3 separate regions of the Mus musculus genome follow, and regions 2 and 3 are each linked to region 1. Evidence: chromatin loops called from intact Hi-C (ENCODE). Cell type or tissue: left cerebral cortex. All regions are shown on one strand.

What was found. Hi-C counts contacts between places; a loop is a spot of excess contacts. Peaks named below come from ENCODE experiments on the same cell type or tissue, not always from the same donor. Only the 100,000 strongest peaks of a DNase experiment are listed, where the experiment ranks them.
Region 2: a loop joins it to region 1, with 2.5 times the contacts of the local background. A loop is called at or near these places in 5 of 42 quality-filtered maps.
Region 3: it touches region 1 in a loop (2.9-fold over the local background); 20 of 42 quality-filtered maps call a loop at or near these places.

Annotation. Positions count from the first base shown.
Region 1 is chr10:14,197,278-14,205,277 of GRCm38, reverse strand. No RefSeq gene overlaps it. Among named protein-coding and RNA genes, the nearest start is that of Gm51759, 74 kb to the right of the region's middle. In left cerebral cortex, CTCF peaks have their summits at 4,708 (motif pointing right) and 7,815; DNase peaks (open chromatin) are centred at 4,731 and 5,797; H3K27ac peaks cover 1,559 bases.
Region 2 is chr10:14,042,829-14,050,828 of GRCm38, reverse strand. The region is part of intron 1 of Hivep2 (human immunodeficiency virus type I enhancer binding protein 2); the gene reads right to left. Among named protein-coding and RNA genes, the nearest start is that of Hivep2, 80 kb to the right of the region's middle. In left cerebral cortex, CTCF peaks have their summits at 2,147 and 3,711 (motif pointing right); DNase peaks (open chromatin) are centred at 2,104, 3,708, 4,508, 5,966 and 1 more place; H3K27ac peaks cover 3,753 bases.
Region 3 is chr10:13,964,412-13,972,411 of GRCm38, reverse strand. Hivep2 (human immunodeficiency virus type I enhancer binding protein 2) reads right to left here and starts at 6,033. Exons shown (of 9, transcript NM_010437.2): 1 at 5,715-6,033. In left cerebral cortex, CTCF peaks have their summits at 3,180, 6,102 and 7,580; DNase peaks (open chromatin) are centred at 5,993, 6,661, 7,419, 7,656 and 4 more places; H3K4me3 peaks cover 5,771 bases; H3K27ac peaks cover 4,737 bases.

The sequences.
Region 1 (8,000 bases):
GCACCAGAGGGATCTGGAAATGTTCATGAGAGGATCTGGAGTACAATCAAAACTGGTCCCTGGCCATGTTGTGCACATAAATGGTGACATTTGTCTACAACTCAGATGATTATTTCTGTAATTCAGAAAGAGAAATGAAATGAAAGCGTACACACGTCAGACTGACATGTAAGCATTTCTCAGTAGACTGAGGCAATGGGTTGAATTTAACACCTATAAATTTCATTTCTTCTTCAGATCTTAATCTAGATCACATTTCTTCTTAAAGGCCTCTCTCTGTCTCTGTCTCTCTGTCTGTCTCTGCCTCTCTCTCTCTCTGCAAACATTATAAGATAAAGAAGGGGTCTTTATCCACCCTTTTGCATGTTGCTATATACTTTTTCAGCACCATGTTTCCTCATTTTTGCATATTCCCTTTTTTGTAAGAAAGGACCTCATGTAGCCAAGGCTGGCCTCAGAATCACATTGCAGCTGAGGGTAGTCTTGAACTCCTGAACCTCCTGCCTCTACTTCTCAAGGCCGAGGATTGCAGATGTGTGTCTGCATGCCCAAAACTCATGGTATGTTCTTAGAATTCTTCTCAAATATTCTTCAAGGAAACTTAAAATAGCACTGCCATGCGAGCTATTAATTTCACATCTGATTTTTTGTCCACCAGATTTACAGATTTGTCATTTTCAGAATTATTCACAATGTCCAAGACACAGGATCAACTTAAATGTCCATCAGGGATCAGACAGAAGGCAATGCAGTATATACATGGCATGAAATACCATTAAAGCTTTAAAAAGAAGAAAATCCTTCATAAATCACAACATGGGTGAAGCTGGAGGTTATCATACTAAATTAAATAAGGCAGTCAAAGAGGGCAAAACCTGCATATTTCTACATGTATGAGGTATCAAACACAACCAAACTCATACATGCGAAGATTTGTGTAGTGATTTCCAGAGTTGGGGGAAGGAGGGATATGAGAAGCTATTGGTCAATGCTTAAAGGACTAGGTATGTATAGCTGAACAAGCTACCACAGCATATGATACAGAACTATAAGCTCAAGGCAATTAGAAGACTGGAGTTCATGTTAAGTTTTCTTAACAAGCACACACACACACACACACACACACACACACACACACCACCACCACACCACACCACATCACACCACACCACACCACACCACACCACACAAAAAGGGCTTGAGCAAACTTTTTGAATGTAATGAAGCTGGGTACCACCTTAACTGTTTGATGAGTCATTAGTCCAAAAACATGTTTGGTGCTCAGAAAATTTTACTTAAATATATGCAGCTATTATTTACCATTTTATATCGAAAATGGATTTAAAAAGTGAAATTTCCCTTTGCAGCAGATGGAGATTATTACACCAAACCTCAATTGGTCAAAATGCAGAGATTGGCTGATCCCAGAGTGACCAGCCCCAATGGCTACAGACAATACAGGTCCTGCATCAAAGGCTCAGAGAATGTTGTGGGAGAGAGAAAGACTTCAGAACCAAAGATCTGGGAAGTTTGATGCAAGATTGTCTCCTAGAATTGGTAGGGAAACTGCACCCACAGTACCTCAGCCATATGGCTGCCTGAACAAAACCTGCACAATAACACCAATAGATACACCATTGTGGAAGGGGGTGTCTCCTGGGGCCGAAGACGGGACTGCAGGAAACTAAGCAATGCTGACACAGAGAATCAGTCCCCTGAGGGCTGATCACCCCTCACTGGTTATTCAGTACCAAGTAGTCAGCCCTGAAATCGTGTGCACACAACGTTCAATAAATATAGCAGGTTGTATTTCTGTGTGTGTGTGTGTGTGTGTGTGTGTGTGTGTGTGTGTGTGTGTGTGTGTAACAATAATAATCAAAGAGAAAGAGGTCACAAATATGAGAGGGAGAGGACATGGGAAAGATTGGAAGGAGGAAAGGAAAAAAATAATGCAATTATATTTTAACTAAATTTTTATTTTAAAAATTGTTTAAAAAATATAGATTCCCGGAGGCATGAGCGCCTCTTCGTGGTTTTGAAAGCTAACCTGGGGAAGAGGAGTTTGGTACCTTACCAGCTGTGACTTCAGAGGGCAAACAACAAGGAGAAATTTTGTATTTGGTAGAAAGAAAAGGTCCTACTAATAGAACTATTTAGAAGTTAAATATGCTTATATGACATTTAAAAGTGGTGCTGTAGAAAAAGTAATTGACAAATGAAGATCACTCTAACGTTAAATTATACTCAATATGCATTTTCAAAATGTAAGTGTTTGTACTTTTGCTCTCAACACATGAGCAGATTCTAGAAGATGCAGGAACATCATCCCAACTGTCAGTGGGGCTTGACTCAGGGACAGTGGTAAAGAGAGTCCCAATTTCAATTTTACACTTCTACGCTTGGCTTCTAAAATTATAACAGTGAAGGCAAATTATTTTTCTAACAATAGAAAATGCTTTACAACAAGAGATGGTTGTACTCTTGACTGGAGATACTTAAGTAAAGTTGCTGGTAACTCACAGAGATGCCAAAGGAGGAGGTTATAGAAAGGCAGGTACTATGACTATTCTATAGGTACTAACTCCCTCAACTGATACTTCTGATGGTCAAGACAATAATCTGGTAATTAAAATAACTATAGTTTGTTAGCAGACTCAGAAATCATCTGCTCTGCCTATGAGTGCCAATATTGACAATGCTGTAGATAGTAAATGCAATGCTGGTGGGATTGCAAGCTGGTACAACCACTCTGGAAATCAGTTTGGTGGTTCCTCAGAAAATTTGACATATTATTTATTACCTGAGGACCCAGGAATACCACTCCTGGGTATATTCCCAGAAGATGCTCCATCATGAAATAAGGACACAAGCTCCACTATGTTCATAGCAACCTTATTTATAATATCCAGAAGCTGGAAAGAACCCAGATGTCCCTCAACAAATGAATGGATACAGAAAATGTGGTCCATTTACACAATGGAGTACTACTCAGCTATTAAAAAGAATGAATTTATGAAATTCCTAGGCAAATGGATGGACCTGGAGGGCATCATCCTGAGTGAGGTAGCCCAATCACAAAAGAACTCACATGATATGTACTCACTACATGGGCAAACAAGAGATGCAAGTTTAGAACAGCCAGTTCACTCAGTGCTACAGGAAACAGCCTGCATCAGCATCTTCCTCAGTCAGGCTTCACACTCACACACTTGGTCTCTGGTCTGGGACACACACTCATCCTCTGAATTTTCACCCTGTGATCCACACTCATCTCCTCGATGTCTGGCTTATGACACACATTCACTAGATATCTGGCCTGTGGGATAGCCTCCTCCACTTGGTCTGTGAAACGCATGTATCCACTGGATGTCTGGCCTGTAATACACACTCACTGGGCATTTGACCTGTGATACACACTCATCCCTTGAGTGTCTGGCCTATCCCTCAGCACCACAGCCCATTTCTCATGGTAGAGCTCACAGTAAGCATCTTTCACAATAAAATGACCCATCACAATGAAGATTTAAAAAAAAGAAAAAGAAAAAGAAAAAGATTTTCAAATCTCTCTTGACATAACTTTATCTTGAGTTGAAATTTTCACCTTTAGTTTTCCAAAGTATGTAATACTTTTTCTTTAATAGTGTGTGCTGTTTCCGTAACACTTTGGTTTGTTCTTTCTCTGCTTGGGAAGTCTGGATGGTCTCACACAGAGTGTTTATGATGTGAACTTCAGTAGAAGTCAAAAGAAGAAGAACCCTTGGCCTTAAGGAGGCTCTTGGGTAAAAGGTCCAAGGCCAAAGAATATTTATCATGAATGTTACAAGATGCCAAGTTCTCCCTAGTTATGATAGGGAGAGTCCCTTTATGATGCCCCAAGACCATCCCAACCCTTTGTCCTCTGCCCCCTCAGATTCAAAGTTCACTCTTTACAAGGAGATCAGACATACTTCTGAGACAAAGCCTACAGCAGAAAGCTGCCCACTCACTTTACAGAGATCTCCTATATGGCCTGCACTGTGAGGGACTCAGAGAAGGAACAAAATGGTACAAAAGCTCATTTGCCTGCAAATAATAGATGAAAAAAAACTACCCAAATAATCTTAAGGTAATATATGGCTGGCGATGAGCCACTCACTGCTACAAGCAGTAAATTCTGCTGGTAAATTCTTCTTGGGTTCTGAAAACTTAGCTAGCAACCTGAAAGTTCTTGAAATGAAATGAATTCGGGGAACCACTGTACAGTGGCTGAGGACTCCTGGAAGGGTTGGCGGAGCCACAAAGGCCCTGCATGAGGGGAGCCACCGCCATGCATGATAGAGGAAAGAGTCATCCATGGACCAGCATCCTCTACCTCCCTTGAGACTGTAATAAAGACACAGAGGTGGAGGGCCCATGCAGAAACAATCAAAAATCTATACGTTCACCAGGTCCCCTGATGATGGCAGGCATGCTTTTTAAGTCTGATATACTCTGATTTACCCAATGACAGCTCTGCCTCCTTTTTTACAGCTTGGCCCTGAGCATATCAAGGCAATTCCCTTCTTAAACAAGTGTAGCCTGAAACTCTCACAGTTGCTAATCTAATCCATTCCTCAACTTTAATCTATTTTTAATTTATCTCTCCTCTAAGTCTCTCATTCATCAAAGAGGGTAATTAAGAATGGACAGATTTTCAGTATTAACCCTGTGACCCAGGAAATATTAAGCATCCCACACTAGGGGGCGCAGGAAGACAAAAATTTGGGATCATCTAGGCTAGGTCATCTCCAGAAGAAATTTCCCAATGGCATTGCTTGGAAGAATTGAGAGTTATTAGAGATTATCTTTATCCTCATGAGCCAGGTGGCCCCCAGAAATTTGCCTCTTTTTTCGTGCTCCACCCTAAGACATTGCCTGAGACAGGCATTCAAGTGACCCACAGGTCACAGGGAAGGAAGAATCATGGCTTTTGTCCAAAGTCATACCCTCTTAACATGTGCTTCATATTGAGTCAGGTTGTACAGCTTAGAATCTTTGACGCACAATGTTCTTTCTTTAGATTTCCGAATTTCCAACATTTCAGATGGCCTCTTCTTTAAAAAAAAAACTATTAAAAAACAAAAACAAACAAACAAAAATAAACAAACAATAAACCCGTATGGCTGTGTGCATGAGGGTGAAGAATCCAGAGATGACACTGGCAGTTATGGCTAAGTTAACTAGACAGATTCATGTTTCCATCCTGTAAGATTCCTCCTCTCTCCTGGGAAACCCAGTCCTCCTGTATGCTTGTGCTTCACCTGGTGGCTGGGAAGGCTAATTTACCAAATCCCCAATGTCTTAATGTTTGTCACATGCAAAGTAATCACACACACACACACACACACACACACACACACACACACACAAACAAACACTACTGCCACATCTGGACAGGGACTTACAAACTAGTTTTTGAAGTCACTGTGAGATCTTCAGCATTGCAACAGGCTTCGGACACCTAGACGTTTTGATCTCAATGAGGGCCTTTTAAAAAAAATCACTGTGAGTGAATTTATTCCTCTTCAGGCTCTACCCCCAAGTTTTAAAGTTTTGATTCCCGCATTGGTGTGAAATCCTGCACTTAAAACAAATTGGAGCCCACTCCAAAACAGAATTGAAATGATTTCAAAGAATGACAGAAAAACATTTCTTTTGGCAAGGGATGACAGGAAGCCAGAAGGGATGGAGAAGAAATGCAGTGGCGAGCGTAAGCAGTGAGAGCCCTTCTCCATATGCGCGGCCATCAAAAGAGTCTTGCAATCCCGTATGTCGTGTTTGCAGGACACAACTCTGTCTGTTTTGCTTTTTGATGACTCTTTCTAACTCAGCCCCTCCCTCCTGTCCTTGCTGCATCCCTCTCCACTCCTGTGATATTGAAAACTGCTTCTTATAAGGGAAAAAATGCAAGGGACCAATGTACAAGTGAGAAGGCCCAGGGGTAGGTACCATGTGCTGCCAGTCCCACAGGAATGTGGGTCACCATGACAGTGATTGGCACAAAGTACAGATTAGGTTTCTTTTGCCTAAAATTTGAAAGAAATAATTTCTTTGGGCTTCTTTTTGTAACAAATGTTGTGTGAACTATTTTATGGCGTGGTTCCATGGACCTAAAATGAGAGTGCCTGTCGTGCACACCAGCAGTGTTTCCCATTTCCACTGGCCTCCCACCAGAAATATATTCAACATCTATGGCTTTATTAATAGTATTATTACTAATTACCATGTGGGGTGTTCTTCCTGCATATATGTCTGTGTACAGCATATATACCTGGTACACACAGAGGTCAGAAGAGGCGTTTAGATTCCCTGGAACTGGAGTTACAGATGGTTGTGACTCACCAAGTAGATGCTGGGAATTGACCCTGGGTCCTCTGGCAAAGCAGTCAATACTCTTGACGTTGTTGATCCATCTCTCCACTCACTCCAGCATCTCTGGCTTTATTGTCATCAGACAGTATTAAAACCATTCATCCAGTGGGCTTCTCCTCTGCCATTCTTGCTTCAGTTCAGGGTGTAATCCATTGACACTGAACACACAAAGTAGGGGTCTGATAAGTTATTTTATGCTCTCTCTATATACAGACCCCACCATGCCCTTTACATCTGGGAGAACACTGGTGCTATTTGGCTCCTCCCTCAGTGCTGAGAAATGTTAAAGTTTTTATGAAAGGAAGACACTCCTTCCCAGTGAGCCAAGAACACAGTTTAGCTCTCTCACTTCTTTAGCAGTTTAAACTCAGTTTTCATTAGGCAAATTGTTCGCTGCTGTTAATAAGAACTGTGCCCGCTTTTTCCAGAGTGGTCATATATGAAACTGAAAAGCTTCCAGTGTCTAATCCAGATCTCATGTATGGCCAAGAAGAAAGGAAAGACCATTCCAACCCAGGCAGTGACACAGGGAAATAAGGTTTAGAGAGCTCTAAAGAGGAGTGCACTGACTAGTTCTGTGTCAACCTGACACAGCTGGAGTTATCACAGAGAAAGGAGCTTCAGTTGAGGAAATGCCTCCATGAGATCCAACTGTAAGGCATTTTCTCAATTAGTGATCAAGGGGGAAAGGCCCCTTGTGGGTAGGACCATCTCTGGGCTGGTAGTCTTGGGTTTTATAAGAGAGCAAGCTGAGCAAGCCAGGAGAAGAAGCCAGTAAAGAGCATCCCTCCATGGCTTCTGCATCAGCTCCTGCTTTCTGACCTGCTTGAGTTCCAGTCCTGACTTCCTTGGTGATGAACAGCAGTATGGAAGTGTAAGCAGAATAAATACTTTCCTCCCCCAAGTGCTTCTTGGTTATGATGTTTGTGCAGGAATAGAAACCCTGACTAAGACAAGGAGGACAGGAGCAAGGGAGATAGCTCAGTTGGGAAAGTGCTCACCTCGAAAACATGCAGATAGGACTTCTGTCCCCAGACCAATGTGAAAAGAACAGCATGATATATACTTGTGGTCACAGTACTGATGACAAGGCTCAGTAGGACAAGAAGCTGAGGCTCAGTAGACAGCCAGATTTAACTATTGTGCGTTCCAGTCCAGTGTTGGCCTACCACAAAATCAAGATGAGCTGCCCAGAAATAACACTAGAGGATGACCTCTGAATACAGAGGTGCGGCAGAGGAAGAGGGTGAGAGAGTGAGAAGGACAGAGAGACAGATAGACTGACTCAAAAAACGGGGCTATATGGAAGAGACAGAGAAAATGACCTGGGTTAGATGAACAGTTTGTAGAGCACCCTGAGTCTAAGTGTGGATTATGATACTGGTGTCATAAGCCACTGGAAGTTGGGCAGTCAATCCTATAGAGGGCGACAATTCAGTGAGGGATGCAGTCCTGATTACAGCAACAGAACTCTATCATAAAAAGTAATGTCTTTTGAAAGTCCCTTTGCAAGCAAGTACCGGAAATCCAGTCAAATAAGCCCAGTCGACGAATAGGAAATTATTGGAAAGAATATTGAGTCACCTTCAGAACCCAGCAGCATGAAGGAT
Region 2 (8,000 bases), 150 kb after region 1:
ATTCGGTGCTGTCAGACGTGGAAAGAAGCTCAGTCCTGCACAGCCAGCACCAAAACCAAAACCAAAACCTATCTTACGCAGCTCAAACCACCGTTTTTCTTCACTCATTGTCTTAATTGATTTGGCTGTAAGAAGTGCCTGTTACTCTCTGATATCAACCTATCAGTATACTTGAGAGACTGTCTACACCTGTGTCCCTCTAGATGACTTGGCAAGCGGGTGCCATGACCTCTGTCTCTAGAAATGACCATCTATTCCTGCTGTCCTTGCTTAAGAGCAACAATGAAAAAAAAATACATGCTGCTCTTTTAAATTTTGCAGTAACATAATTATTGGAAAATGCCTGTAATTTTTCCAGGGAAAAATTAGCGTTTACTTTTCCTTTAAAAAATGTTCCCTGGTAGGTTGCCCGTGCTCCAGTGGATGGCCATGCACATATGAGCAATGCTAATTGGACCCAGTGGACTTAAAACCAAAACAAAAGGGCCTGGTGTTGGGAAGAGGGTATGGTATTAGAGACACCCAGGAGGAGAGGAGGGAAGGACTGGGAGGAGATATAACCAAGCACACTGTCCATTTGTACAAAATTCTCAAAGAATAAATATAAACACTCTATACAAATCTTCTTCATGATGAACTGGTTTTTTTCCCTTCTCATTTATTCACTGATTCATTCAACAAACAGACGTACAGTGCTGTGTGGCATGGTTCTGATGCCCACAGATCTCCGAACTACTGAAAACCAACTGTGACTGGTTGGTCCCATAACAAAGGACACACAGTGTCTGGATATTATTTAATGGCATGCTCTCTGAAATTCAAGACCGGAAGCCCCCAGAATAGGAAGTGTCCACCAGGCTAATATTTCATTTCTAACACTATCCAATGTCTCGGGGCAGCCTGAACCCAACTTTAAAATCATCAGTAAGGTGTTCTAGAAACTTTCCAAAGGAAGTAACTGGCTCAGCACTCTCACAGTCTCGCTTTGTCAACTGTGCCTGTCTACAGTGTCCATCTTGACAACTTTAGAGGGAAGGGAGAATGCACACAGGATAACGGGAACTCAGACCGTCTAGGGTCCAGGAGGAGGGGTCTCCTGGTGTGACACACTGGAGATTCCCATTTTCATCATTTGACGTACAAACAAGGACTTGGGGGTTTTGTGCTTCTCTTGTAACTAACCTTTTCTTAGTTTCATCACAAATTTGTACAGCATAGGTGGTCTGCTTTCTTTCTCTTTAAAGCTGAACTTGTCTGGTTATTTCTTACAGTCATTGGTCGTTGGGATCTCTATTCACAGTGACTATTCTTTTCTTCTCTTGGCAGACTGTGCATTTGGTAAAGATTGTGCTCCATGGCATGTCCAAATGGGATCGGAGGAAATATTTGCACGCTTCCTCTATTCCTTAGAAGAGGAGCAAGCCACAGCTGTTTCAATCTGTCAGCTCTCTAAGCCTGGGATGAAGGGGAAGGCTCTGCCCCACAGAAGCAGGAACTCTGACCTCGCTACCAAGAGCATCTCCCTGTAGCATTATGGAAAGCCTCACTTGTAATGGGTACCAGCTGGTCTATGCCACCTGCTCGCCTGTCTCTCATCTCCTCATCTTATTTAAAAAGAGTCACATTCCCCAAGTTCACTTTTATATCTAGCATTGGAAATCTGGACTGTTTCCCCTCTAGACGAATGTCACAAATGGTAACTGGCACTCGAAGCTACCCCTCCTAACGCTTACATAACCGGATTTAGAATTAGCCTAAGGCAATGTAATAAGAGTACCACAGAAACTGCCAACCGCGGATGGCACAGTTTCTTGCCAGATCGCCAAACTGAGGACTTGAGTCAATAGTGTATAAAACAGTCTTCCCCAACATAGGCCACAAAAGACCAGGAAGAACTATCAAATAAGCAAACATGTAAGAATAGCAAGACGCATTGTCTGGAGGCGTACACAGTGACCTGGCACTGCACTGACAGGGACACTCTCAATGGCTCCCGTCTTTGTCAGAGGCAGCAAGGTTGGTCCAGTTACTGGCAGCCACAGGGGGAAGAAAATTGAAAAGAAGAGACAGAAGAATTAAGTGAGTCAGAAGCATGGGCAGTCCTTGAGAAGGAAGTCCCAGCCTTTGGGAGAGGGGGAGAGGGAATTCCTGCCACAAGCCAGCAGGGGAAGTCCCCTGATAGGGATTGCTACTCACACAGTCACAGACTAGGAACTGGAATACTCACTATTTAGAAACTTAACTCTCCCCACCCTTGCGTTCCTACTTGGATCTTAAGTTCAGGCTTTGTGCTGCTGATAAACGTCTGGTTGGGGCTGGCAGATGCACAGGCTTCAGATTTCTTGATAGCCTATGGAGGCTTACAAGTGCAGACATTTTGCCTCCCAGGGGACATTGAGCAAGGGGCTCCTTCTGACTGTTAAGATTGGCAGGAGAGTAGGGTTGGGCTACTGTCATCCACTGGGTGGAGGACAGGGATGTTGGGAAATATTTTGCAATGCACAAGACAATCTCCCTACTGCAAGGAGTATCAACTCCACCATAAAGATATCACGCTTAGCAAAAAAAAAGGCCAGCCAAAACCAACGTACTGTTCAGACTCATCAAAGCGTGATACCTGATCTTTAATTAAGGATATGAAATTAAGGAGGCTGGCAGAGTACTCATCAATGTGGTGTCACCTGGATAAAAGTGAAGTTTTCTCTGGCAGGAACTCGGCATTCCTATGTACAGAGAAAGCACACCACAGCTGCTTCTTAAGTGTGTCCATAGACAACAACTGTGTTCCTCAGCCAGCTTCAAATGACAACCAGGAGCAGGAAGCAAACTCCAGACGGGCTGGATTACAGCCAGTCAGTATTAAAGCAATTAATTCTCCCCAGCAAAGGTCTTCCTGGGCCACTCTGCCACAAATGGCTACCTGACCCAGGCAGAGAATGTCAGCTCTCCCTGACCCCCTGTCTCTAGCTGAGAGTAGGTCACCTCCAACTTCCTTCACCAAGTCTCATCCAGCAGGAGGGGGCCTGCTTCCTTCTCACAGATAAGGAGGCAAGGATATGGATCCCAAGAAAGAAAATGAAAGTGAGCCGGGAACCAGGCTCCTACCATCTGCAAGGCAAGACTGCAGAGCCAGCCATCCCCTCCACCCTGACAGACAATGAATTATCCCACCCCCTCCACCCCTGCCAGAGAGTGAGCTATTCCACCCACCCCTGCACCCCTGCCAGACAATGGGCTATACCACCCACCCCCTTGACACCTCCACTCCTGCCATTGAATTATCCCACTCTCTCCACCCCTCATAACCCCTCCACTCCTGCCAGGCAGAGGGCTATCCCATCTACCCCCTCCACCTCTACCAGGCAGTGAGCTAACCCACTCACCCCCTCCACCTCTGCCAGACTGTGAATTATCCCTCTACACCTGCTCAATAAAGTCTCACACTTGAGAGAAAGGGTAACAGCAAGATAAGTTTGTGGTCAAATGATACAAAACTTTTGTGTTTACTGATCCTTTGGTGGGGAGCCCAGTATTGGGAATGACAGATGGGGACACTTTGCTCACACTATGCTAAGAAAAACAAAAGACATTTTCCTAAGAGTTCTCCTGAGTACTTTTTTTCTTTAAAAGAAATGTCTTTAATTTTAATTATGTATGTGCATGGCTGAGTGTGCAGATATGAGTGAGTGTAGTGCCCACTGAGGCCAGAAGAGGGCGTCAGATTCCCTGGAAGTGAGTTAAGAGGTGGTTGTGAGCTAGCTACCCTACATAGATCCTGGGACTCCAGTCCTTTTCCAACACCACAGCCCAAGTTTTTTATATTGTGCTCCATTCATAGGCTTAAAGGGAGCTGTCAAGATGGGGTAGTGCCGAAGGTACATTCTTAGGAGCATGGAAATAATTTTATTATATTTTTAAACATGAAAATGTACAGAAACCACCATGGAAGCGTGTACAAAGTGAATGCAATACCAATCCATTTTTTTTTTCCTGCCACTTCAACATTATCATAATGCCCCAGGGCTTTGTTTTCCCCACAGAAACACCAGATTTTAAGATGCATTTGAAATCTGAGTCTTGATAAAACATGTTTGTTTGCTAGTTCTGTTGTTAGCTTTTTTCCCCCCAGTAAGGGCTGGCACTTTTAGAACTATCTCTCATCTGCGTTTGAGTGTACTCAACAACTATTATCTCATTACTTTACCACATCCTGGGAAGGGCTAAGTGGCAGACAGCATCCATCCACTGTCCTCCCTTTTCACTAAGAAGCAGCAAGGGGTTAAAAAACCAAGACCTTCATACTCCCCAGATCCACTTAACTGCCCTGGCCAAGCTGCCTCCAAGGAGAGGAAAAAATATCTCCTTAGATCAGAATGGAGACAGGCTTGCTGTACAGTGCCCTTGTGTTAAACCTAAGAGACAGATGCAAGACGCTTACTCCTCTCTCGTGGTAAATAACTCCAACATGACTGATGCTCCACAGAAATCAATAGCAGGGACGATTGCCTTTTTTGGAACTGCCTGGGCAGTCAGCTGGAGAGGGGGCACTGCTAATCCCAGGCATGCTGCCTGGATCATGCACTGAAAACAGGCTTCACAAAAGAGAAGGGCGAGTAGCTTACTTATTAAAGAGACAACTGTAAAGTCTGATACAAACAGGCAAGCGTAAAGCCTCCACTACACAGACCCAAAGCTTGGCTTGGCAACCAAAAAAAAAAAAAAAAAAAAAAAAAAACCCAAAACAAAACAATAAGCAGTTGAAAAAGTCTAGCCCCCCTTCATCCCTGAGATGACACCGCCACTGAGAAACAGTCTGCAGAGAGGGCTGGTGGAGATGGGCTCCCCAGTGACCCAGAACCCACAGCAGGAAGTAGAGGGGAAGCCTCCTCCGCCTGTCTGACACTAACCCAGTGAAAGACTGCAGTGGAGACCATGGGGATTTCTCCTTTTGCTTTGGTTCTGAAGCAGCCTACACTTTCCTCAAGGCCAAAAGTCTAGCTGACAATTGCCTAAATCGTGTTCCCCAAGGTCGTTCCTTTCTGCACTGCCCACCAAGGCAAGGGAATCCATGTGACCTTGAGGAGGATGAAAGTCATTTCTGACCCCACTTTTAATTCTCAACTGATTTAACTGAAACCAGACACTGGGTGCCAACAACGAGAAGTTTAAAACATTGTACATGAAGCTTGGGCTGATGAGCAAGTCACAAAATGATATATACTAACACCCAGTGCTGCCTGTCAACTTAAAAATTAAAATAAAATAAAATAAAATAATGAAGACAGAAACTCTATCAGCTCCTTTACAACAAACAGGCCTGGTTCGTTTACAACTCCTGGAAATAACTCTGGGTCGGTCAAATGTTCTTATTTCATATGTTCTCACCGGCTTTCAGGACTGGGGCACATTGTTTCCCCAAACACCATCCGGCCATAATGACCAGGTTACCACTGATAATTATGCTCGCCTGTCTATAGGTTTGTCAGCTAAATGAATCCACAGACGCCCGTCATAATGAGCAGAATTCAACTTCTGCCACAGCTGGGCTGACCACATCACATTAGGAAAACAAGCTCTTTGCAATAACCAGTTCTGGGCATCACTGGTTAAAAAAGACTAGTTTCCTGTTTTTCTCAAAGACTTCACAATGTGGGTATTGCTATTTTTTACCCCACCCACACTTCTTCTCTTTAATTGCTGAAGATTAGATGCTGTAAACACCTAACCATGGGTAGTGTGTGTGTGTGTGTGTGTGTGTGTGTGTGTGTCTGTGTGTGTCAGGTGGGGTTTGTCCATTCCTAGCCAAGGCCTCACCTTGGCTGAGACAGGACTTGGGGATTCGGCATGAACTTCCCCGCAGCCTCAACTCAGAAAGCTGACCTTGGAGCTGGGCCTGAGCTAGGGAGGTGCTGCAAGCTCTGTGCTAGGTCCTTGTAGCTGACACCAGAAATGGCAGTTTGGGGGAGAAGACCACTTACAAGTGGAATTGCAACTCAGGTTTGCTAAGCAAATCCCACAGTTAAGAGTCTGGTTAAAAAAATAGTTACGAATCTATTTTTAAAAAAAAAAAGCAAGTATGAAATGCCAACCTAGCATCTACTTATAACCATGGAGAGGCGTCCTTCTCCCTCACTGGAAAAGGCTGCTTTCTTTTTCCAGGGACGTTTAAGGACATGTTTAAGGTACAAAACAGCATGGCTGCTCTGCTTGACCCCCACCACCTCAGTCAAGACCCTGTTCTAAAGTCAATTCCTCCCAGACCCTCCACAAACTTACAGGGGGCGTGTGTGTGCACGGAAGCACATAGCTGCATTTGTGCATCCCTGTCTGTCTGTCTGTCTGTCTGTCTGTCTCTCTCTCTCTCTCACACACACACACACATACACACATACACACACACACACACACACACACACACACACACACACACACACGTGAATGAGAAGGATGATCTGTGTCTGCCTCCTGGGGGAGTGGGGGAGGGGTGCAACAGAATGTGTGCATCACTGAAGCCAGCAGCCCCCCAGGCTGAGCCTAGGTAACAGCAAGCAATGGGTGAGTACTTCCTGAGCACTCAGCCCGGCCTCCAGCCTCCCACTCCGACTTCCGATGACCTGTGTCTCCCCTCCTCTGCCTACATTCTGGTCACCACGTCTCTGGAATCCCTCATCCTGCGTTCCTTTGCATCTGCCTTTCTCACAGACCAAGAGCTCTGAGAGGTTGCATGCGGCAATAGCCGCTCAGCAAACACCGGATGATCTGTGACAGGAAAGTCACTTTTGACTGACAACTTTGGAGTTAGTCAAGTACACAATCTATTTTTTTTTTAAATCTGGAAGAAAAAAGTCACAATTAGGAACAGATTTCTGCCTATAGCTCCTTGATCTAATATTGCGACTTTGAAGCTGTTTTTCTTTAAAACTTTTAAAATGTTTTCTTTAAAAGTCAATGAAGACAGGGGACTCCAGGGGAAATTAAAATCTTCGTTTTGAAGGAGTGAGGAAAAGTGGAGGTCCCAGTTTGAATCTTCAGAGCCTGCAAAAGACGTCAAGCACAATTTTGGCTACTCTAGAACTGGGATGGAGGAAAAATGGAAGCAAGCGCATTCATTCTCTTACTCTAGCCTACTCTACAAACACTGGGTTCAGTGAGAAACCCCATCTCAAAAATCAAGGTGGAGAGTGTTGAGAAATGTCAACCTCTGGCCCACGTGCATGCATACTCACACACACCCAGACATACACACACACACACAGACATACACACAAAGACACACACACACATACGCAAACACTTGCATGCTTACATGCATGCACTCACACACACACACACAGACATGTGCATGCATAAACACATACAGACATACACAGAGACATACACACACACACAGACACACACACACACATCACACACACACGCACTAGAGAAAGTGAAAACAGGTTTCGCCTTCTAAGTTATTTTAAAGGAAAAGGGTTCTAGCCCTTCAGATCTTCTGTATTTCTTTAAAATGGGTAAAAAAAAAAAAAAATCTAGGTCTCAATCAAAACACACACATATTGATTCTGAGTGACGCCCACTCATGTTAATCACAACCAAGAAGAGAAACACTGTGAAATAGGCCCTTTGTGTGGATAAATATGAAGAACTTCCTGCCCGCCTCAGGAATTTTTTAACTGCTTGTACGTATACTCATGACATTTTATGACTTATCCACTTCTGGGACTTCTACCACTGACAGTTAAGTAGGATCTACCCTTGACAATTTCTGAAACTTGAATAGGAGAAACAGAAGTTGTTACCCGCCATTTCATAGAAGACTTGGCTGTATTTTGAAGGAAAGTGAAACTCTGTGAAGACTCCATTTGCATACGTCTGCTAACTGGCAAAGGCCACAAAGGAACCACCTACCAATTAGTTACCAATGAGGCAACCAAACTCAAGCATTCAAACGCTGAACCCAAGCCTCAGAGGACAGCGATGGGCAGATGATGGCCTCTGCT
Region 3 (8,000 bases), 230 kb after region 1:
CCTATGCCCCGCCCCACCTCACCGCCTCCACTCTACCCTACCACACCCGTTCATTTCTTTTATTCAGCCTTCAAAACTCCCAGTTTTAAATCCTCTCTTCCTTCCTTCTGTTCTTTCCAGTTTTGGAAGCAGGAAGCTTCCACTTTTATTCTTCCAGGACTTGGACGTTTTAATTCTATAGTATAAGTAAGGTTTACTGGTAAATGATACATCTTCTCCAGGCTAAAAAAGAAACCTGAAAGTTGGAGGTAAGTGATGTGTTGTCTTGCAGTGAGGTTGTCTACAGAGTCCGGACTTGAACTGTGGACTGAGACTTACATCTTCCAGTAATAAATAAGATGGAGATTGTGTTAATAAAATGATACAAGTGAAAGGAAAGCTATCCTCACAAGTCTTTGTTTCCAGTTCTTTTCCTTCAACATTATGTTACTCTGACCCCAAATCATAGAAAATCAAATGCTGACATTTGCAGTCATGTAAATAAATTATCTGGAGAACTGTAAAGCTTCATTCTTCACTAGTTGTTGAGAAACACATAGTTCATACATGGCTCCAAAGATTAATTGGTTACTTAACACAAAGACCCTGATTTAAAAAGCTCTGAATTTGTAGTTATTTATCAATTGGATCAATAATACAGGCTAATCCAGCTTATTAGAGTCCCCAAATAAATATTTTTGAAATATAAACTCCGTATGACTACAAATAGTAGTACAAGCTGAAGTCAGCGCATCCAGTGCCATTAGAAACTTCCATAGGGTCAGAACCGATTGACTGATAAACAAACACTACAAAGGAGATGTCTGTTATCCATCTTCATCCAGCCCCAGGACATTCACTTTCCAACAACCATCTTCTAGCCTGGCCAATAACATGGCCATCAAACAGCCTAATTTGCTAGGAGCGGGCCTCATTTCTGCCTGGTTGGATAATCATTCATGCGGTCACAACCTGCCTAGGAGGAGGCCTGACCCTCAAGGTCTGGCCTTATCTTGTTATCGCTTCTCTCTTGCTATCAGCCCTCCACCCCCGTTGGCTTGATTTCAGCCCCAGAACACAGGGACATCTCCCAACCTCATGACAATTACATTGTTCTTTCAAAACTTTCCCATCCTCTTTTCTTTACTTGACTCTTGCTTCCAGACCAAGGTGACAGAAACTCAATCAGCTCTGGTTCAGTTCAAACACATAGCCAACCAAGGCCCACGTTACTGGATCATCACAGAGAAGTCAAATTTGAATGGGGACAAGAAACACATCCCCTTTGTGAAGCTTTAGATTAGGTCACAACAATTTAATGCTAAAATAGTTTTCCAAACGACCTAAAAGCTGTCTAACACCTTTACCAAATACTGATTTTTCAAACTGTTTAAGTTTTACCATAACAACACAAAGGCAGCACCGCTCTGTTGTGACACCAGGAACCAGTAAGAAAGTAACACCATTTCTCAGACATTTCCTTCAAGCACATACAACTTTGTTATCATAAAAGCCTTCCTATCGTTTTTTTCTTTTTTAAAAAAAGACTTATTTATTTTATCCATATGAGTACTCTGTTGCTCTCTAGACACACCAGGAGAGTACATCAGATCCCATCACAGATGGTTGTGAGCCACCATGTGGTTGCTGGGAACTGAACTCAGGACCTCTGGAAGAGCAGTCAGTGCTCTTAACAACTGAACCATCTCTCCAGCCCCTCCCTATTGTTTTTTTTAATACTCTATGTTCACCCACAGTTTCAAAGAAAAACCCTCACGAAAGCATCAGCATTAGTGAAGACCTTCAGTGACTAAAACACACCCACTTAACCTGCACAGTTTGAGGTTCCAGATGAAACCCGAACTCCAGGAAGCAGAGTTAGCAAACTCCCTTGGCTCCTCTCTCTGATGCCACTCTAAAAGTCACAACACCAACATACCAAGGCTTAGTCAAACCACAGACCCACAGTGAATTCACATGCAACTTCGTAAATGAGAAGTCTAATTCTGAAATGTTCAAGTAGAGGTATACAAGAGAGCCACTTCTCCACCTGCAGGTCTGATATAAAGGACTAAAGTAACAAAAAGTTCTCCCTGCATTGGTGTGAAGTAATGTGTGAAAACTGTATGATAGCTAACAGGAGAGGAGCAAGCCTTTCGACCCACAGCACATATCCAACTGCTGTGAGCCACATTCCCAGTATTAGAACAGTCACCACGCCAGGTTACAAATACTTCACATCTAATACTGCGCCACACTTTCACCATGCCAAATATTTTCTACCAGTCTTTCCTATGTTGAAGTTTTCAAAGTAAACTCTGCTAGCTACAGGTACCAAGTCAAGAGCTGAAAAGAAACACAAATAGCAAACTTATTATTTGTTGTTGTGGCTGAAATGAAGTCCTTAGCGCGCGCACACACACACAAAGACATACACACACACAGAGACACAACACACTGCCGAAGTATAAAATAAAATTCATCATTTTACCGGAATAAGCATAGGGCACTCAACCTGACTTCTGAATAATGTCACAGTGCCAACAGTTCAAGCTGACACATGCGCTATTACTCTCCAAGGCACGCCTGCGTATATGTTGTCTTCTGTTTTGTTTCATAGTAACAAGAAGATCTGTAAATGCATCCCATGGAAAGGGAGCTGATCAATCAAGAGATTCTGCTAGGTAACCTTCCAATGTAGCCAAACAGGACCATTTCCTTATGTGACATGTTACCAGAAATAAATTCTTCTTATGGCATTTATTACAGAAATGTTTTATCTATGTCAATACTATTTTGCCAACCCCCCATCTAACCAGTTAAAATATAATCTGTCTTATATTTATAGTATATAACAGTACATATCCTAAATCTGTACTATCATTAATATTGACTACCATCCTCCTTAACTGTCCCAAATCAACTTTAATCTACTTAATTTTAAGCAACTTTAAATACATAAATATTAGTTGGTACTAATAATTAATCTAATAAAATACAATCACTGAAACACATTACAGATGTCAATTGTGTTATGCCCCTCCTATTCTCAAAGCAAAAAAAACTATATTAGATAATTTTCAAAAGAGTCGGCCCTGTACTATTTATTTTATCATAACATTTATTTTAATTATATATACTGTAATCATAATGTTTTATTTTTCTGCACATGAGAACTATACTGCCCACTTCAAGCCTAGTGGTCAAAGAGATTATGACACTCGAAGCACACTGTCCGTCTGTGGATATTGCAGACTCCCTGACTGCTTGGAATAAGAATGCAGTTGTAACCTGATATCACGACTCGTTAGGGCTCCACCAGAATTTTCTCTTAGCAATAAAAAATGAGTTCTACCTTATTCACATGCACAGCGTTCCAGTTTTAATAAAACTGCTGGACCCGCATCCTAAAACTCAAACCCAGCAAGCCCATTATACAACCGTCTTAGGTAACTTGTAACATTGTATCTTGGCATGCCTATAAGACATATAAGCAACCAGGCATTCACAGATCCTAACACATTTATGTATGTAACGATATGTGAATATATCTAAAACAACTTGGTTTGCTCAAGGACAAATAGAATCATTATCACTAAAGGAAATGGGTCTAAAGTTCCATGGCCTTTTTCTGGGGGGGGGGGTACTGAAAATGTAATTAGTATGAATCTTATTAATACTTCAAGTAATTTCTGGGTTTGATTATTCAGGCAAAAGAAACTGCTGAAGAGAAAAAAATAGCCCTCGAAAAGGACTCTGCATTGACAAGAAGAAGAAGAAGAAGAAGAAGAAGAAGAAGAAGAAGAAGAAGAAGAAGAAGAAGAAGAAACAAAAACAGCCCTCCTGTGAGTTATTGAAGTCTTGCTTTGGAAGTGGAAGAAAGTACCAATATAGTTTTTAAATAGAGTTATTTTTAAAATGGCAGAAAAGGAAGAACGAAAAAAATCAGTTCAATTTTTCTATTATAATGAAAGGACCGGAAGCAAGCCTCTCTGTGTTCATTTTAGGCCTAAATAACTGTGCAGAGCATAAGGGTTTTGCAATGTCAGTTGCACACACAGCTTCCTGTGTGAATTCTAAGCCATTACAGGTGTCCTGGGGTTTCCAGTGTAACCTATTATCAAGAGATTCCTCTGGTCGCCTCTATGCTAACCCCTCTGCCCTCTGTTCTCAGCCCAAGCACGTTTCTGCGGGTCTCCTCCAGGCGACTGTATTACAGACCCTTTCTCTTCTCTGCGTCTCCGAGGTGAGAGCGCCCACTTTCCCTTGGCGACGCAAGTCAAAAGCTTTCGCATTCAGAGGACTAGTTCCTGCAGTCCTTTGCACTTAGATGCTTTCAAGTAGGCGACTGAGGAACCACTACAAGAGACCCTGCTTCCCCTCGGTCTCTTCCCCACTGGGAGCCGCATCCCTGCAGCACAACATCCAGAGACCCTCTCCGACCTTCTAGCCTCCACAGAGACTGAGCGTGGAGGGTTGGGGTCGCATTTTCTCCTGTCCTCTGCTGCACTGGATATGTTATGTAAGAGGGACAGGACGCGGGAGGCACATGCGTATAAAGCGCACCGATCTGTGATAACAGCTGGGATGGCAAGGCTGATCTGGAGTCGTTCCCCCACCAAATACGACAGACACATCACCCTCACCACACACACACACACACACACACACACACACACATACATAGACGCTATGTTTTCCTGTCTTAGCCCTACCAGCACCAGACGCACAGAATGGAAAGGAGGGGGTTGGGGGTGAAGGGAGGTGAGAGGTGCGGCGGCAGCAGCACATCTGCTTTGATAGCAGCCAGCAGAGCCGCCGCGGCAGAGAGCCCCTCGTTAACCCCCTTCCTGTGGCTGCACCACGTCATGGAACATTCCCGGAACGGGCCAACGTTCCACCCACTTCAGGGAACAGACATAAAGGCGCAGACCCAGCTCCTCGCGGTGCACTGCCCAAACACACATGTTTCTTCCCGATCCCCCGACCAGAAGCACAAACAAGCATGCAATCCGCCCCCACCCGTCTCCAAGCGCCGGGGGCCAGCCGGCGGCGGCTGGAGCCGCTCTGCGGCCGGTGCACCCGCAAGGCGAGGGCGCCTCCGCCTGAACCTTCCATGGAGACAGTCCCCTCCTTCTTCGCTTCCTTCCTTCCTTCTCTCCTTCCTTCCTTCCTCGCTCGGGAGGAGAAAGGAGTCACAGAAATGCCCAGCGCCAGCGCCTCCGCTGCGCTCGCTCGGCCGCAGGCCGGCAGCCCGGCCCTTGCCGTCCGCTCGCCCGCTCGCCCTCCCGCCCGCACCGCCCCCAGCCCCGCGCCGCGCCGCGCCCCCTCCCCCGCTACTTGACAACGGACCGCCGGCCGCGGCAGCCGCAGCGGTGGCCCGGCGGTGCGCGCCGGTGCACGTCCCTCATTAGTAACCAGGCACATTCCTGCCTCCAGCGCTCCCGCGCGGCCCCCTCCCCCCAGGACATTACGCAAAGCAGCCTCCCCTCATCTGCATAGAACCTCGGCCAGGGTATTCCCCGCATTTCCTAATGCGCCCGACCCCCCCCCCCTTGCTTAGGTCTCCCCCATCCCCGCCTCCTCCGACCCTTACCCCTGGGCCACCAGGAAAGCGGCCGGGGGCGCGCGCCGCGAAGGGGGCGATGGAGTTGGGCGAAGGCGATTTCAGGGTAAAGTGAAACAAGCTCGATCTCTGGTGCAGGCAGGAAAAACACAGAACCGAGGCCACTTACCGAGCCGAGAAGGGACCTAGATTCCCGCCGCTCTGCTCTGCCAGCGGCCGGTGCGCCCTCCACGCACCCCAGGGCTGCACCCAGTACCCAAGAGTCGAAGCGTGGAGGGAGGCTGCTACCCAGCCAGAGGACCTTTCAAGTTGCTCGGGCTCCGGGCAAGCTTCAATGTCCAAGACTCAACTTGGCAAATACTTGTGCCACAGTCACCGAAGATGTCTTTTTTTTTTTTTCTTTTTCCTTTTTCTTTCTCTTTTTGCGGAGACCCTCCTCCACCGGGGAGAGACAGCGCACGGCGGCGCCCCGCTCTCCAGCTCTCCACCCCCTCACCTCCAGCCCGCCTCCCGCCGGCCGCCAGCCTCCCGGCCGCGAGCCCCTCGGGCGGCTGTCAGCTCCCGGCAGTCCGGGTGACAGCGGCCGAAGGAGGGCGCGACGCGGCGGGCGGTGGGGGGGATCCTCGCAGCCGCGGCGGCCGCTCACCTGTAAAGTCACCGCAGCGCAGGAGGAGGAAGAGGAGAGAGAGGAGGAGGGGAGGAAAGCCCCCCGGTGCCCTTGTTCTTGCTGCGGCGGCTGCTCCTCGCCCAGGCTGAGCGTGTCTGGTGGGGGGTGTCTGGTAGCATTTCCTTAAGGACAGAGGGAGGGCGGGCGTGGAGGGAGGGAGGAGGGAGGGAGGCGATCCCCACCGCCAGCCCAGGCTCCTCTTGTCTTTATTTATATATTTATTTATTTTCGGACACTGTTAGGAGATGGAGCCAGGGCGGGGGCCAGGGCCGCTAGGCTGGGGCTTGAGCCGCAGGACCCGGGCCGCAGTTTGTCGGCGTGCGGGAGCCGCAGCGGCCACCTCCCCTCCGGGCTGTGGACGCACCGGGTTATTCCTGGCAGCGCCTCCCCGAACAGAAGTTACTAGGAGGAGTGCGCGGCGAGGGCGGGCGGGGGAGAGGGGAGGGAGGGAGGAAGAGGGAGAGACTCAGCCAGCGACGTCATCGGATCCCCCAGCGCGTCCCTGGGAGGGAGGCTGAACCAGAAAAACCAGTCTGGAGCAGGCCAGCGGGGCGAAGGATGTGCGACCCGGACTGGCCCTGATGCGGGCGCGCGGGGAGGGAAGGTCGCGGTCGCGCTCTCTTGCCTCGGAGCCGAGATCTCCGCTGAGAGCGGGTATCGGCTTGCCACGCAGAAACACTGGCGAGTCTGGAGCGGTCTGAGAATTTCCTACTAGGGTGTGGAAACCTCCTTCGCGCCCATTCCCTTCCCTCTCTAGCCCCCTTTCCCACGTACTGGTTCCTTGTGATCTGTGGGATCCTTACATTTTGCCCGCGTACCAAGGATTTCTCGCCTCTTCACCCTCCAGCTGCACTCACGATTTTGTTAACAATTCGGGTGGTGGTGGGGAATTATGTTGCAGCCCCTGGAGCTCACAGTGTGTTTCACTAGCATTTTCCGTGCCGGGGCGGAAGCACGAAGTTTTCACGAGCTCGAAACGCCCCAATTGCTTTCCCCGGGGTCACTCCCCAGGGCGCCCCGGGTGCACCCTGCTCAGGAAGCCGCCCGCCCTCGTCTGGGTATTCAAATAGGCTAGGGCAGCGGTGCGGGGAGCAGCTGCCGGCTTCCTGGGGGGCCGAGCGGGGGAAAGGGGGCGAGCTGCCACCTCCAGCTGCGCGCTTCTGGTTCTCTGCTAGGGACTGAAATCACACCCAGCCCTGGGAGAGCTGGGCGGGGCTGGGGGAGGGGAAGGGAATCCCAAGCGAGTAGGGGCCGGGACTCTGGCTTCCTCCCCAGCCCGGCAACACCCGGGGGACACCGGGGCTCCCTCGGGCCGTTACCCAGCGTGTGTGGACTCGTGTGCACCCTCAAGGGAGGTTCCCAAGAGGTCGCTGCGCTGGAGCGCAGACACTGGCTTCTGGGCGGTGCCGGCGCCCGGAGCGCCTCCTCCGGGTGGGCTCTCCACGGAGCTCGACCGCGCGCCGCCCACTCTTTGGATTCGAGCGTTCAGGAGCTCCCGGGGCCGTAGCACCCTCTCCCCACCCGCCTGTCCGCGCCGCCGCCCTGCCCGGGGCGGAGTAAACAAGAGACGCACAAGATTTGACCTGGCGCGACCCGGCTTTCTGGCCGGGGTTCCCCCGGAGCAGGTGACTCCGTGGGAGGGGTGGAAATTAGCCTCTGGAATTCCGGGCCTGAGACTTGAACTCTGGTTCTGCTTTAAGGCAGATAATAACTAAGATGTTTTAGGTTTCCATTCACAGTTTTCACAGTTACCGAATGTCAAGACATTAAAAAAAAAAATCGCTACCC